2 separate regions of the Homo sapiens genome follow, and region 1 is linked to region 2. Evidence: read pairs that join two places in POLR2A ChIA-PET (ENCODE). Cell type or tissue: B cell. All regions are shown on one strand. Links, peaks and the distances in the headings refer to the core of each region. The heading gives the core; the rest is flanking DNA.

Region 1 (8,298 bases), core at 1-8,000, 110 kb after region 2:
TGAGATTACAGTCATGCCCCACTACGCCTGGCTAATTTTTGTATTTTTAGTACAGACGGGGTTTCACCATGTTGGCCAGGCTTGCCACTTCTTTGATTTTAGGCAGCCACACACTGGGGACAAAGAAGTCCTAGTTTATCCCTAAGTCTATCCTGAGTGGTGTTCCTGGGGGCTCACCCTGCCAGCCGATAGAGATGTCTACAGAAGCCCTCTTCCCGCAGGTTGCCCTCCAAGGCCACTGTGTTTCTGAAACAGTGAAACTCTGGAGTCTCTGGGCGGAGCCAAGCTAGTACAGAGGCAGGCAGGGCTGCAGGCTTGCCTAGCAGGGCACAGAGCCAAGGGCTTAGTCTCAGAATTGGATTATTAGAGTGAATTTGGAGCTCCCAGCCCCACTGACCTCGGGAACGTGAGGATTACCCGGGCCTCTGGCTGGGGCCCACGATCCTGCACATTCCCTGCCAGGTCTGAGAATAAGGATCCTCCCTCTGCGGCAGCACAGCGGGCAGCGGATGCTCTGCCCACCTCCCACCCCCAGCCATCAACCCCGCAGCCTCCCCTGGCTGCCTGGAGGCACACCAGCCTCCCTTGTGTCTGGGGTTTACAGCAGTGCTATTCAGGTTGTTGTCCATGGACTGGCAGCATCAGCATCCTCTGGGAACTTGTAAGAGATGCAAATTCATGGACTGCGCCCCAGACATGGGATCAGAATCACTGCGGGGGTGGCCCAGATCTGGGCTTCACAAATGCTCCAGGCAATTCTGCTGTATGCTAAGATTTGGGAACCAATGGCTTGAGGTACACCGGCCACCCCACACACCTGCCCAAGTACGCTCCAAGCCTGTCTAAGACTCGACAACTTCTACCCACAGATTTCTCCTTTGGGCTGCTTTAAGACTTCACTTATAGAAACGAATTACAATGGGTCTTTTCAATTGCATGATTCCACTGCAGTCTGAATAGCAGTCCCTGGGGTGTGCCGTGTGGTGCAATGCCCTGAGGGCACTTGCTATGCACTGACCCCATCCTTTATCATCCCCACATTACACAGGAAGAAACTGAGCTTCAGAAAGGGGACGCGACTGGCCCTAAGTCACACAGCAAGCAAACCCTGGGCCTATTGGCTACACATCTTCCTCCCACTCAGCAGAGAGGATGGCAGCTATTTCTTTCTTTTTTTAGACGGAGTCTCGCTCCGTCACCCAGTGGCATGATCTCGGCCCACTGCAGCCTCCACCTCCTGGGTTCAAGCGATTCTCCTGAAGCTGGGACTCTAGGTGCATGCCACCACGCCCGGCTAATTTTTCTATTTTTGTAGAGACAGGCCACGTTGGTCAGGTTAGTCTTGAACTCCTGAACTCAGGTGATCCTCCCGCCTCAGCCTCCCCAGAGTGCTGGGATTACAGGCATGAGCCACGGCGCGCAGCCAGTGGCAGCTGTGTCTATATCTGTCTGTCCGCACACACTGGGACTTCCTCCAGAGCAAAACCCTTGACATCACTTCACTGGGCAAGCCTTTTCTGACCTCCCTACAGGAGGCCAGGCCTCCTTAGTATATCCTGCCGAAGGTCCCTATATTTTTCCTCAATAGCAGTATCACAATTTGTAATCCTATATGATGTGTTTCTCTCATGCCTGTCTCTCCAACCAGTATAAAAGTTCCAGAAAGTCAGAAGTGATACAGACTCTGCTGGATGCTTCTCTTCTTATAGAACCTGATTTTGTTTGGGGAAGCTGAGTACCCAGCTAAATAACTAACTACATTCTTCAGTCTCCCTTAGCAGTCCCAGGTTCTGGCCCACGGATGAGAATGGAAGTCACTGAGTACATAATAGGTACTCAATAAATGCATGTTGGCCAGGCATGGAGACTCACGCCTGGAATCCCAGCCCTTTGGGAGGCCAAGGCAGGCAGATCCCTTGAGATCAGGAGTTTGAGACCAGCCTGCCCAACATGTGAAACCCCATCTCTACTAAAAATACAAAAATTAGCCAGGCGTGGTGGCGGGCGCCTGTAATCCCAGCTACTCGGGAGGCTGAGGCAGGAGAATCGCTTGAACCTGGGAAGCAGAGGTTACAGTGAGCTGAGATCACGCCACTGCACTCCAGCCTGGGTGACGGAGCTAGACCCTGTCTCAAAACAGAAAACACAGGAAGGTCAAAAGAACCCTCATTTGACTTCTTCTCGAAATAAATAAATAAACAAACAAAAAATGCTGAATGCAAAAATGATCAGCAGGTTCTGGGCATGCAGTTGGTACTCAGGAAATGTGAGGGTCATCTAACCAGGCCCAAGGAGGAAAGACCATCACGGCTGTCTTGCTCTTGGAAATATTTTTATTGGTTCTGAGATAACAGGGCTGAGGCGAGCTGGGACGGGCGCAGAGCGAAGGTGGGAGGCTTTGCCCTGGGGCGGACATGCTGTGTGGGGTCTGCTGGCGGGCTCCCTGGCCCACCCAGCCAGCAGCAGCTGGGCACATGGCCCTTGGCGCCTGGCATGACCTCTGCCGGCTTGGCACGGTGGCCTCCTCGTCGGCGGGCGCCCCCGCTTTCCAGTTGCAGGAGTTAGTCTTTCACAGTGCGGAGGGGTGGGGGTCCGGGGTGGGCGCCTCCCCGGGGTGCAGGCAGGCCCCATCCGCCAGTACATCCTGGGCTCTCGGCGGCTACAGCGGGTGAGGCAAGCTCTAGCTCCTCTTAGCCCCGCCTTTGGGAGCTTGGCAGTCCTGGAGGGGCCCTCGCGGCCTCAGCGGGACATCATCCGGACAAACTCTAGAAGGGTAGAGGAGCAGCTGGGGAGCAAGCAGCAGCCAGAGGCCTCCCCAGGTTGCTGCCTTCAGACCCCACCCTGTTGCCACTGCCCCAACTCTGTGCTGGTCCCCCATCCATTCCGCCCTCTCCAATCCATGGACACAGCAGCCAGCGAGAGTGTTCTAATCTGCGGATCTGACCGCTGCGTAAACCTCCCACAGCTCTCCACTGGAAAAATCTCCAATATCCTGACACAGCCTCATGGCCCTCCCTGATCTGGCGCCAGCTGACATCTCCAGCCATATCTCTCAGGCTAACTCCCAACCTCTGTGCTCCAACTACACAGATCTTTTCAGCCCCTCAAGTGCAGCTGGCGCACTCTCTCTCTCACCTCTCAGCATTTTTTTTTTTTTTTTTTTTTTGAGATGGAGTCTTGCTCTGTCACCCAGGCTGGAGTGCGGTGATGCGATCTCAGCTCACTGAAGCCTCCACCTCCTGGGTTCAAGCGATTCTCCTGCCTCAGCCTCCCTAGTAGCTGGGATTACAGGTGTGCACTACCACGCTTGGCTAATTTTTGTACTTTTAGTAGAGATGGGGTTTCACCATGTTGGCCAGGCTGGTCTCCTCTCAGCTTTTCTGAAAGCAACCTGTACCCCCTCCCTTCTTCTTCTTCCTTTTTTTTTTTTTTTTTTAATGTAGAGACAGAGTCTCCCTCTGTCGCCCACGCTGAAGTGCAGTGGCATGATTATAGCTCACTGTAAGGTCAAACTCCTGGGCTCTAGCAATCCTCCTGCCTTGGCCTCCCAAAGTGCTGGGATTACAGGTGTGGCCACCGTGCCCAGCCCCTTCTCTCTCTCTCTTTTCTTTTTTTTTTTTTTGAGACAGAGTCTCGCTCTGTCACCTAGGCTGGAGTGCAGTGGCGTGATCTTGGCTCACTGCAAGCTCTGCCTCCCGGGTTCACGCCATTCTCCTGCCTCAGCCTCCCAAGTAGCTGGGACCAGGAGCCCGCCACGACGTCCAGCTAATTTTTTGTATTTTTATAGAGATGGGGTTTCACCATGTTAGCCAGGATGGTCTCGATCTCCTGACCTCGTGATCCGCCCACCTCGGCTTCCCAAAGTGCTGGGATTACAGGCGTGAGCCACCGCGCCGGGCCTCTCTCTCTCTTTTTTTAAGGGCAATTTTAGGTTTATGGCAAAACGGATTAGAAAGTACGGAGATTTTTTTCTGCAACCCCTGTCCCCGCATACGCATAGCCTCCCACACCAACCACATCCCACACAGAGTGGTGCATTTGTTGTAAGTGAGAAACCGACACCGACACATCGTTATCACCTGGAGACCACAGTTTACATCAGGGTTCATTGTTGGCGATGTACATTCTATGGGTTCAGACAAATGTATAATGACATGCATCCTCTGCTGTTGTATCATACAGAATCGTTTATTTTTATTTATTTATTTATTTTTGAGACAGGGTCTCACTTTGTCACCCAGGCTGGAGTACAGTGGCACAATCTCGGCTCACTGCAGCCTTGACCTCCCGGGCTCAAGCGATCCTCCCACCTCAGCTCTCCAGGTAGCTGGGACTACAGGCATGCGCCACCAAGCCTGGCTAATTTTTTTTGTATTTTTAGTAGAGACGGGGTTTCACCATGTTGCCCAGGCTGGTCTCGAACTCCTGACCTCAAGTGATCCTCCTGCCTCAGCCTCCCAAAATACTAGGATTACAGGCATGTGCCACTGTACCTGGCCTCATACAGAATAGTTTCACTGCCCTAAAAATCTTCTCTTCTCTGCCTATTCATCCCTCCCTCCCCCCAACCCCTTGCACCCACTGATCTTTTTACTGTCTCCATAGTTTTGCCTTTTCCAGAATGTCATATAGATGAAATCATAGGGTATGCAGTGTTTTCAGATTGGCTTTTCACTTAGTAATATGCATGTGTGTCCCCTCTTCACCATGTCTTTTCATGACTAGATAGCTCATCTCTCTCTCTCTCTTTTTTTTTTTTCTTTTTGAGACAGAGTCTTGCTCTGTTGCCCAGGCTGGAGTGCAGCAGTACCATCTCAGCTCACTACAACCTCCGCCTCCCGGGTTCAAGCGATTCTGTGTCTCAGCCTCCCAAGTGCTGGGATTACAGGTGTGCGCCACCACACCCAGCTAATTTTTTTTGTATTTTTAATAGAGACAGGGTTTCACCATGTTGATCAGGCTGGTCTCAAACTCCTGACATCAAGTGATCTGCCCACCTCGGCCTACCATAGTGCTGGGATTACAGGCATGAGCCACAGCGCCTGGCCTAGCTCATCTCTTTTTAGCACTGAGCAATATCCCATTGTCTGGATGTGCCCCCGTTTATTTATCCATCACTTACTGAAAGGACACCTTGGTTGTTTCCAAGTTTGGACAATTATGAATAAAGCTGCTATAAGCATCTATGTACAGATTTGTGTGGACATAGGTTTTCAACTCATTTGGGTAAATACCTGCCCTTCCCTCTCACCTGGTGGCTCTTCCCATTTTGGGGGGCTCTAATTATTTATAACCTCCTCCAGGAAGTCTTCCCTAATCCCTCCCTGCAACTTGGCACAGGCGCCCCCTCTATAGCAGCCCCCTGTGCTTCCCCCAGCACACATGGATTATGCTATTGTTTTCTCTGGTTTTCTTGCTGGTTTTGAGCTCTTCGAGGCAGAGACCAGATCTTAGCACACAGCAGATGTACAATGCATCCTCGTAGGATGAATGGGGGATGCCAGGCTTTCAAGAGCAAGGCTGTCATCTGTGGTGGGCGCTACCTGGATACAGGGAGACCTGAGATTTCCAGATCTGGTGATAACAAAGCCTTCTCTCCAACTATCCACGCTCCCTGGCCTTGAAGGCCAACTGCTCCTGAGAGAAAACCTCCCAGCCTTTGTGTTCTGGACACTCACGGTCTCTGGCACATGCTTATCTTGTCTTTCTGCTCAGAATGCAAGTTCCTGGTGTGCAGAGTCAACATTTTACCCTTTCCCTGTATCCCGTAGTGCCTCACATGGCGTCATGCACAAGACTGCATTCTGCTGTGATTTCAGGCCTGGGGCTGTGCCCCAGCTCTGCCTCTTAGTAGGCAGGCAATCTTGAGCTAGTTATATTACTTCTCTGAGCCTCAGTTTCCTCATCTGTAACATGAGGTTATAATAATGCAATCCATAGAGTCATTCTGAGAATTAAATGTAAGAATATGTGTAAAGCTACTTAGTACAATGACTGCACATAAGTGTACAGTAAATTATAACTATTATGATTACTATTGATTCTTTAAAAAGAAAGTCTTTGAGGCTGGGCGCGGTGGCTCACGACTGTAATCCCAGCACTTTGGGAGGCTAAGGCGGGTGGATCACTTGAGGCCAGGAGTTCGAGACCAGCCTGGCCAACATGGTGAAACCCTGTCTCTACTAAAAATACAAAAAATTAGCCAGGCATGGTGGTGCACCCCTATAGTCCCAGCTACTCGGGAGGCTGAGCCACAAGAATCACTTGAACCCGGGAGGCGGAGGTTGCAGTGAGCCGAGATTACGCCACTGCACTCCAGCCTGGGCGACAGAGCAAGACCCTGTCTTAAAATAAATAAATAAATAAATAAATAAATAACCTTTCACTGAGCACTAGCTGTGTTATGCAAGAAATGCAGTGATTAAGAAAATAGGGTTCTTCTTTCAAAGTTCAGAGTCAACTGGGAAGACAACTCTAACCAGCAGTTAGGGGACAGTGTGAAGAACAGGTGAGCCTGACGTGCTGTGAAAACCCAGAAAAGAGGAAGTTCAGTTTGAGGAACCAGGGAAGGGTGCTAGAAGAAGGAGTCCCACTGTCGAGTCATGAAGAATGTCCCTTGGGCTAACAGAACTTAGCCCAAGTAAAAAACAGGATAGGCCAGATGCAGTGGCTCACACCTATAATCCCAGCACTTTGGGAGGCCAAGGCGGGTGGATCACCTGAGTTCAGGAGTTCCAGACCAGCCTGGCCAACATAGTGAAACCCCATCTCTACTGAAAATACAAAAACTAGCTGGACGTGGTGGTAGGCGCCTGTAATCCCAGCTATTCGGGAGGCTGAGGCAGGAGAATCGCTTGAATCCAGGAGGCAGAGGTTGCAGTGAGCTGAGATCGTGCCATTGCACTCCAGCCTGGAGTACAAGAGCGAGACTTTGTCTCAAAAAAAAAAAAAAAAAGAACAGGATAAAAGCCCTCCTGGTGGCCAGGCACAGTGGCTCACGCCTGTAATCCCAGCACTTTGGGAGGCCGAGGCGGGTGGATCACTTGAGGTCAGGAGTTCAAGACTAGCCTGGTCAACATGGTGAAACCCCGTCTCAACTGAAAATACAAAAATTAGCCGGGCATGGTGGTGGGCGCCTGTAATCCCAGCTACTTGGGAAGCTGAGGCAGGAGAATCACTTGAATCTGGGAGGCGCAGTTTGCAGTGAGCCAAGATCCTGCCACCACACTCCAGCCTGGGCAACAGAGTGAGACTCTGTCTCAAACAAACAAACAAACAAACAACAACAAAAAAGCCCTCCTGGCAAAAAGATCAGTGTATTCAAGAGGGACCCTAGCAGCTTCACTGATCACAAGTATTTTGGTGGAGTGTGAATGAAGGACTGTTGAGTTGTGGCTGGGGAGGTGAGCTGTGGTCAGATCTTAGGGAGCCTGAGTGTCCAGTTGAGGAATGTAATGTTCAGAAAACACCTACCGTGGATGGATGCATGCGTGGGTAGACAGATAAATGGATAGAGAAGGATGGGTGCAGATGGACACAGGGATGGGTGAATGGATGAGTAGATGGATATAGATGAGGAAATGACTGAACAGATAGATGGATAGATCAATGCAAGTATGGGTAGAAGTATATGCAGACGAAGAGACATGAATGTGTGAATGGAAGTATAGAAGTGTGAACACATAGAGAGATCTATATGAGTAGATGAATACATAGATAGATTCATGGGTGAATGTAGAGAAGAATGAATAGATGCACGAATGGACAGATAAATGCATGGATAAATTGCTATAGGAATGATTGCTTAGAGATGGAGGAATGGATAAATAGGCATCTGGACAGATAAGGAGATAAACAGATGAAAAATGGAGAGATAGATATGGAAAGATGGACAGATAGATGAATAGGTAGATGAATGGATGGACAGATGGATGGATAGGTGGATGGATGGATGGATGGATGGATAGATATGTAGACGAATGGATGGACGGATGGATGGATGGATAAATGGATGGATGGATGATGGACAGATAGATAGATAGGTAGATGAATGGATGAATGGATAAATGGACAGATGGATGGATAGGTAGAGGATGGATGGATGGATAGATGGGTAGATAAATGGATGGATGGATGGATGGTGGACAGATGGATAGATAGGTAGATGAATGGATGGATAAATGGACAGATGAATGGAAAGGTAGAGGATGGATAGATGGATGGACAGATGCATGAATAGATGCATGGGGAAGGGATGGGAGATGGATTAGACGGGGGCATGGACGGAGGGATAAGAGG
Region 2 (8,335 bases), core at 118-8,117:
CTTAAATTATAAACTTGTATATATTTTTCTGTCATATTTGATAGCATTATTAGGATTCTCAATTTCTGTTATTGGCTGGAGCACAGAAATGCCAAAAGACCAGGAAGTGACACATTTGATCTTTAAAGCCAGAAGCTAGTACTTCCTTTTGTACCTTCTCATGTCAGAGGAAATACAAACAAAACTTAGGAAGTCTGAGTCATTGTAATGTGCTTCCTACTTAGATCATTGAAAGATGAGCAGTTTTCTTTTGAAACGGTGCTTTCATTCCTTTACTGTGAGTTGATGAAATATGAGAATAGTGGTTGAACTCAAACGTTCTTCTTTGCCTTTGGTCTTCGGTGGCCTAGATATGCTACCTACTTGCGTTTAATCCTAGTGTTCACACCTTAACTCTGAAAGTCATTGCTGCACGGAAACAAAATTCTGTGCTAATGGAGATGCTGAACGCACTTAGGAAACCAGTCATTGGTGGCAGCTGATGCTCGCAGGAATTAGTGATAACCAAAAGATTTACAATCTTCTAAATAGAGTGATACCATCTTTGGTAAATGAGTTGAATTGTTGGCATTTCTTCATTTTGTTTTCCTCATAAGAATAGAATTTCCTCCATACTTATTAGCTTTTCCAGAGGTTAATATTATCACTTCAAACTTCTAAATGCCCATGTTGATAATTGGTCCCAAAAAGACATTATCAGTTGGTGCAGAAGTATATTCCTGTGAGCTTTCCATAGGTTTCTCCAAAAAAGGATTGGGTATTTTGGATTTCCAGCTATCTTGGTATTATCTGCTATTCTAATCCAGCCATCACGAAATACCAAAGGAGAATTTGGTTACTGAATAAAGTGTGCCCACTGTCCAATAAGTGTTGTGTGTTTTCCAGGATTTCCTTTGGTTGCTGTGGACGTTTCACTGCTGCTGAGTTGCTGTCATTCTCTCTGTCTGTCATGCTCGTCCTCATCTGGGTTCTCACTGGCCATTGGCTTCTCATGGATGGTGAGTGACTAATTTGTGACAAATTGTAATTTTACTTTATAGAGTTTTATAGATACTTTAGGATATTCACAGAGCTGTACAACCATCACTACAATAAACTTTTAGAGCATTTTCACACCCACCCCCGCCAAAACAAATGAGCGGTCATTCCCCTTACCCACCTCCCCAGCCCCAGGTATCCACTAGTCTCTACTTTCTGTTTCTATGGATTTCTCCATTCTGGACATTTTCCATAAATGGAATCATACATTATGTGGCCTTTTGTGTCTGACTTGTTTCACTTAGCATGTTTTCAAGGTTCATCTGTGTTGTAACCTGTATCAGCACTTCCTTTTTATGGCTGAATACTGTTCCATTGTATGGATACACTAATTTTATTTATTCGTTTACCGGTTGTTTCCACTTTTTAGGCTATTATGAATGATGCTTCTTTGAATATTAATGTACAAGTTTTTGTGCAGACTATGCTTTTTTATATAAATGGAAGCTTCGCACAATGGCTCATGCCTGTAATCCCAGCACATTGGGAGGCTGAGGCAGGAGGATCACTTGAGACCAAGAGTTCAAGACCAGTCTGGACAACATAGCAAGATCCCATTTCTACAAAAATAAAAATCATCTGGGCATGGTACACCTGCAGTCCCAGCTACTTGGGAGGCTGAGGCGGGAGGATCCCTTGAGCCCAGGAGTTCAAGATTACAGAGAGCTATGATCATGCTACTGCACTCCAGCCTCAGCAACAGAGTGAGACCCTGTCTCTTTAAAAAGTAACAATAAGGGCTGGGCATTGTGGTTCATGCCTGTAATGGGAGGCTGAGGCAGGCGGATCACAAGGTCAGGAGATCAAGACCATCCTGGCTAAAATGGCTAAAATGGTGAGACCCCGTCTCTACTAAAAATACAAAAAATTAGCTGGGAGTGGTGGTAGGCACCTGTAGTCCCAGCTACTCGGGAGGCTGAGGCAGGAGAACTCCGGAGGTGTGAACCCGGGAGGCGGAGCTTGCAGTGAGCCAAGATCGAGCCACTGCACTCCGGCCTGGGCAACAGAGCAAGACTCCGTCTCAAAAAAAAAAAAAAAAAAAAAAAAAAAAAAAAAAAACGTAACAATAAGGAGATGGGATTAGACTGTAATATAATGCATCATATTATGCTCTATATTATATATGTAGTATATGTAATATAACATGTTATATATAACCTGCATTATGTACGTGATATACATCATACACTTTAATGATATAAATACATGTCTATATCATTACATAAAAGTATATCATATCCTTTTTAATAACTCCAGAGTATTAAGGATGAATACCTAGACATGAAATTCCTAGAACAGAATTCTTGCATTAAAAAAATCTATACCTATTATTATATTGCCTTTCAGATAGGCTATAGTAGTTTATACTCCAACCTGTAGCATATGAGAATTTCTCTTCATTGATGATAAGGATGAAGTAATAATGACAATAATACCTAGGATGAATGGAGTGCTTTTTATTGATTAGGCAGTCTGCTAGGTGCTTTACATGGATCATCTCTTTTAATCCTCAGAACAACTCTTTGAAGTAGGTACTGCTGTTTGTTTCCATTTTCAAAAGAGTAAACAAAGGTTCAGAGAACTAGCTCATCCCAGCCACAGACCCCTTATATAGAATTCATACTTACCACCAAAGCATCTTGGAGGCTGTTTCTGAAAATCACCCATAATTTTCCTGGTTTTTCCCTTAAAACCTTTTTTTGGGGGAGGGAGTTTCGCTTTTGTTGCCCAGGCTGGAGTGCAATGGTGTGATCTTGGCTCGCTGCAGCCTTCGTCTCCCGGATTCCAACTATTCTGCCTCAGCCTCCCAAGTAGCTGGGATTGTGGGCACACGCCACCATGCCCAGCTAATTTTTGTTTTGTTTTTTTTTTTAATTTTTGTATTTTTTAGTAGAGACGGGGTTTCACCATGTTGGTCAGGCTAGTCTCGAACCCCTGACCTCAGGTGATCCACCCGCCTCAGCCTCCCAAAGTTCTGGGATTACAGGCGTGAGCCACCACGCCCAGCTTTTTTTTTTTTTTTTTTTAAATAGAGACAGGGTGTCTTCATGTTGCCCAGGCTGGTCTTGAACTCCTGGACCCAGGCGATCCTCCCGCCTCGGCCTCCCAAAGTGCACAGGCATGAGCCACTGTGCCTGGCCTCCCCCAGCTTTTTTTGTTTTGTTTGGAGACAGGGCCTTACTCTGTTGCTCAGGCTGGAGTGCAGTGGCATGATCAGTGCTTACCCAACTCTTGAACTCAAGCAGTCCTCCCACCTCTGCCTCTCAAGTACACAGACACAAGCCACCATACCCAGACAATTTTTTTTATTATTATTTTATAGAGATGGGTCTCACTATGTTACCCAGGCTGGTCTTGAACTCCTGGCCTCAAGCAGTCCTCCCAAAGTGCTGGGATGGGGCCAGTGCATTGGCTCCCAGCACTTTGAGAGGCCAGGATGGGAGGATTGCTTGAGGCGAGGAGTTCAAGACCAGCCTGGGCAACATAGTGAGACTGCATCTCTACAAAGCACTGGGATTACAAGCATGTACTGAGCCACGAGGCCCAGCCCCTTGAGATGTTTTTAAACTTTTCTTTTAAACCGTATCATTCTGTTTCCACTTCTTTTTTTTTTTTTGAGATGGAGTCTCACTCTGTTGCCCAGGCTGGAGTGCAGTGGCACGATCTCAGCTCACTGCAACCTCCGCCTCCTAGGTTCAAGTGATTCTCCTGCCTCAGCCTCCTGAGTAACTGGGATTACAGGTGCCCACCACCACACCTTGCTAATTTTTTTTTTTTTTTTTTTTTTTTTTTTGTATTTTTAGTAGAGACAAGGTTTCGCCACGTTGGCCAGGCTGGTCTTGAACTCCTGACCTCAGGTGATCCACCCGCCTCAGCCTCCCAAGGTGCTGGGATTACAGGCGTGAGCCCACCGCAGCTGGCCTTCACTTCCTTTATATGCAGTCCTTACATTTCCACAGTTCACTTTTGTAATCTCAAAAAATTTTTATCTAACTGCTCTGCCCCACAAAGTAAAATTCTTTAAAAGGGGTTGTGAACTATCACCTTTTCCTTTCTTTTGGTGGTTCCAAAGAGAAGAAGGTTAAAATATAAAGACAGTCAATTTTATACTACTTGTAATTCCAAAGAATTTTTAAGGGAAGAATTTGAAAATCTGGGGTACAGGTATGGATTGCATCTATTCCTGTTACCTACTCCAAATAACCACAAAGCTACTCCAGACTTTGGAGACAGAGTTCTTTGGAACCAGTGCCAGGTCTGGGAGGCTCCTCTGCACTCCACCAGGCAGTGTTTCCCTGCAGCTCTGGGGCTGGCTCAGAGGTGTTGGGGTTGATGTTCATCATTGTCTGAGCCCAGAGCCACCCAGAGTGATGCTTACTGTCACTGCCTCAAGTTTGGAGTAGCTAAGTTAGTCAAACAGTTTCTAAGTACTGATCTTATAGGCTATATATACTTTGTATGACTGATCTTAAGTTTGCTGCATAGTATTTGGTCCATTGTTTGGGGTTTTTATTTTTAATTTGTTTTAGAGAAAGGTTCTTGCTCTGTTGTCCAGGCTGCAATATGGTAACATGATCCTAACTCACTGTGACCTCAAGCTCCTGGGCTTAAGTAATTGTTTGGATTTTTTTTTAGAAGACATTTGCATCAAATATATGAATTAACTCAAAACCAAGGATGTTCTGGTCAATTTGGATAGAATTTGACAAAAATGATTGTATTTTTTTTCTGGATCCAGAATCAGAATCATCTTAATAAGAAAGAAATTTTAAACTTTAAGGAAAACAAAAAACTTGTCCTTCTGCATCTAGGAATTTTTTTTCTTCGTAAGTGACTTTGACCAGTACAATGATTTGAATGTCTGTGTGTCAAGTTAGTTAGTAAAATGTCATAAGAAACTGAGTATTCTGTGGAAATAAACTAGCAAGTGGATTGCAAATTGTAAAGCATACAAATATAAGTTATACTTACAATTTTAAAATACATTTGTTAAAAAGACAAGATTATAGTGATGGAGAACAGCTCAGTGGTTGGCAGGGTTTGTGTGGAGGAGTAGGGTGACTATAAAGAAAAAACAGGGGTTTTGGGGGTGATGTGACCATTCTCTATGCTGAGCATGGTGGTGACTCTGTAAATGCATGTGGGAACTTTCATAGAACTGCTACATCTAAAGAGAAACTGTCAATTTTACTGTTCAGGCCGGGCGCGGTGGCTCATGCTTGTAATCCCAGCACTTTGGGAGGCTGAGGCAGGCGCATCACCTGAGGTCAGGAGTTCGAGACCAGCCTGGCCAACATGGTGAAACCCCGTCTCTACTAAAAGTTCAAAAATTAGCCAGGTGTGGTGGTGTGCGCCTGTAATCCCAGCTACTCAGAATGGTGAGACAGGAGAATCGCTTCAACCCAGGAGGTGGAGGTTGCAGTGAGCCGAGATCACACCACTGCACTCCAGCCTGGGCAACAGAGTAAGACTCCATCTCAAAAAAAAAAAAAAAAAAAAAAATTGCTTTTCAGTCATTTTGGAAATAAAATGTTAAATATGTTTTTATTTTTTACAAATATGTAAATCTGTTTTCATAGTAGTTATTCAATGCTTTTTTTGAGTGTCTACCATATACCAAGCTATTAAAACAGTTCCTTGAGTTTGCAGACCAAGTTACCCTCTAGACTATACAGACCTTTGATGACGCAGACAGGAAAGGCAAAGTCAAAATCACCCGTGCCCGTCTGTGTAGTAATTCACCTTTGCTGATTCTGACAGGTTTGGTCATTTGTTTAGCATCTTGTATTCCCTTATAAAAACATGTGCTGTGATTGTTTGCTTCAGTACTAGAGAACCCACTATGCATATAAGCAGTCTGAAGTGCAATGGCTACCAGACCTGATTTCCCAAATCAAGTATTAATTAGTGCTTTCAGTAGCTTGTGATTTGTGTTACGATACTTCAGTGCTTCCGGAAGTTGATGACATTGCATTCAAAGTAATACAGCAAGTTGCTTGCCCAGCTTATGGTAAAAGGGTGGTATGGTAAAAGGGTGGGTAAGTGCTGATTCTATAAGGACTAGTTATTATTAAGAGTGATAAAGTGACAGCTATGTGCATTAGACTTTTCCGGAGAGTAGCATTTGTTGAATTCTGCAAACAATAATTTGTTAACTTAAAGTAGGGAAGAAGTGATGCATGTATAAACAGAGCATATAGGGAATTCTGAAAAACTTTAGTAAAACCTAATCTTTTAAAAATATGTGTTATACAATATTAAGGAATCTTGATCATGATAATTATTGGGGCACAGAGAATAAATTTTAGTCCAAATCAATCTCATAGCTTCTTTTATGAGTATATCCCTTAAATCTTACCTAGTCCAGTGGCTTCCTGATGAGGAAACAGGCAGATGTTTCTCCTGCTGTTACTTCTGAACAGAAACTATTTAGAAATTCCAGTTAGTTGGTTAGAATCTAAACCAGATTTTTTCAGTGCATGTAAGTTGGCTGTTTGGATGACTGTGAACCACATATTCCTAAGAGAGACTGTTTTATGATGGTGTCTTTAAATGACAGATTGAGAGGCCACCCCCATAATGATACACTTAAATCCACCTAAACAAATGTGGAATGAGACAATGAAAGCACCAGGTGCTACTGGTTTAAAGTAATGTAAAGCAGTAATCACCTAAGCAGGATGATTAGTTTCACTGCTAGCAGATGCAAAGCCCATATTATGACAAATGATATTTTAACTACCTTGAAGTCTCAGTCCCCCATGTGGTCTGAGTTTCTCAGTAATCCCACTGCTAACTTTTTGATGGCTCTCCTTTCTTGAACCTCTTTATTCACATGTCCAGACACACATGATACTATTTACATGTTTTGCTGAGGGTTTAAAAGTGCTTAGTAAGCCGCTGACCCAAAAAAGATGAGCTGTTTCTCAAAACAATAAGCAGTGTGGTCTTTCTACCCTTAGCTCTGTCCTATCTTAGCATTGCAGAGAACAGAAAAAATGCCTGTTTACTAATAGTATGTTACCAAAAAAAAAAAGTTCAGCATGGTGGAAGGTGACATTCTTTTCACAGCCATTGGAAACATACACTTTAGAGCAAGTCGGGAGAATTTTATTCGTTGTACTTCTGCAGACAGGTCTGGAATGGGTTTATCAGACTCACTAAAGGAGGAATGGGGTGAGCACCTCTCTGTAAGACATACTAAAGGGTCTGTTTTACAATGCGAGTCCCTTCCTCTAGACTGTACAGTTGACAGAAAATTGGCCATAAAGAACAAACTTTTTTCCCCAGTGGCCGCTATCAGAAGTACATTTCCATTGGAAAATTCACTTCATAGTTGAAAAGTTTTGCTGAATGTTCAGTGAGGCTCCCCGAAACCCTAATTAGAATTTTACCACATTTTTCTGTCATTATTGCAGTTTCCCAGTATTACTTATCCACAGATCTCTTCTTCCTGCCAGTTTGCACTGGTTGAAACGCCCTTGTGACCAAGGATGGAATTTTTCCTCAAAGAGAGCCTTTGAGCTTTTCGTTTGTTTCTCAGACTAGTGTTTGACTTGTTTTCTGCTGTCACAGTAGTCTGGCTTTCTAGCCATGTTGTGTAATACACTGTAGTGTCTTGCTCTCTGCTGTGAATATTATCTTTCAGACTTCTCTGCAGAATCTGAAATCATCTTGTAAGCAGTGATATTTGGTGGCTGGGTTTTTTTTTTAATTAGTGTTTCTTAACTGAAGTCTGTTCTTTGAAGTTAATTTAGAGTGAAAACAGGATAATAAATTATTTTCAGGGCTACACTAAGAAGTATTAACATTAAGAATGGACTTCGGGATTTTCCCGAACTGAAGTCTAGGGCTGTTTTATCTACTCTCAGTTTCATCTGGCAAATTAACCTTTCAAATTTGGGAAGACTTGAAAGAGTTGGACCTATGGGTGATGGTATGTTAGCTAAAAGCTGATGAATATTGAGTACACACCCCTAGTGATCAAGGATCATAGAACCTGGTTTACAGTCTATCCCCTGCCTAGTTCAGGGACTAACAGAATCTTGACAGATGTCTGATTCAGTCCCCTCGTTTTATAGCAATTGCTACTAACCTATGATTAGAACATGTTTAGGGCCAGAAATCTAACAATTGATATTTTGTTTTAAAATGCTACACTCAACCGGGCACGGTGGCTCACACCTGTAATCCCAACTCTTTGGGAGGCGAAGGTGGGCAGATCAGTTGAGGTCAGGAGTTGGAGACCAGCCTGGCCAACATGGTGAAACCCCATCTCTACTAAAAATAAAAAAAT

Evidence for each region. ChIA-PET counts read pairs that join two places held together with the same protein. Peaks named below come from ENCODE experiments on the same cell type or tissue, not always from the same donor. Only the 100,000 strongest peaks of a DNase experiment are listed, where the experiment ranks them.
Region 1: POLR2A ChIA-PET joins it to region 2 with 10 read pairs; 5 of 35 experiments call an interaction of 5 or more read pairs at or near these places.

Annotation. Positions count from the first base shown.
Region 1 is chr12:120,661,342-120,669,639 of GRCh38, reverse strand. CABP1 (calcium binding protein 1) reads right to left here. Exons shown (of 6, transcript NM_001033677.2): 6 at 2,316-2,765. The coding sequence ends at 2,740. Among named protein-coding and RNA genes, the nearest start is that of MLEC, 22 kb to the left of the region's middle. RefSeq lists enhancers at 1,889-2,409, 2,410-2,931. In B cell, for the core only: a CTCF peak has its summit at 7,954; DNase peaks (open chromatin) are centred at 2,925, 3,147, 3,389 and 6,539; H3K4me3 peaks cover 585 bases; H3K27ac peaks cover 122 bases.
Region 2 is chr12:120,775,318-120,783,652 of GRCh38, reverse strand. SPPL3 (signal peptide peptidase like 3) reads left to right here. Exons shown (of 11, transcript NM_139015.5): 6 at 886-998. Among named protein-coding and RNA genes, the nearest start is that of ACADS, 54 kb to the right of the region's middle. RefSeq lists an enhancer at 1-611. In B cell, for the core only: no CTCF peak of the experiment used is centred there; no DNase peak of the experiment used is centred there.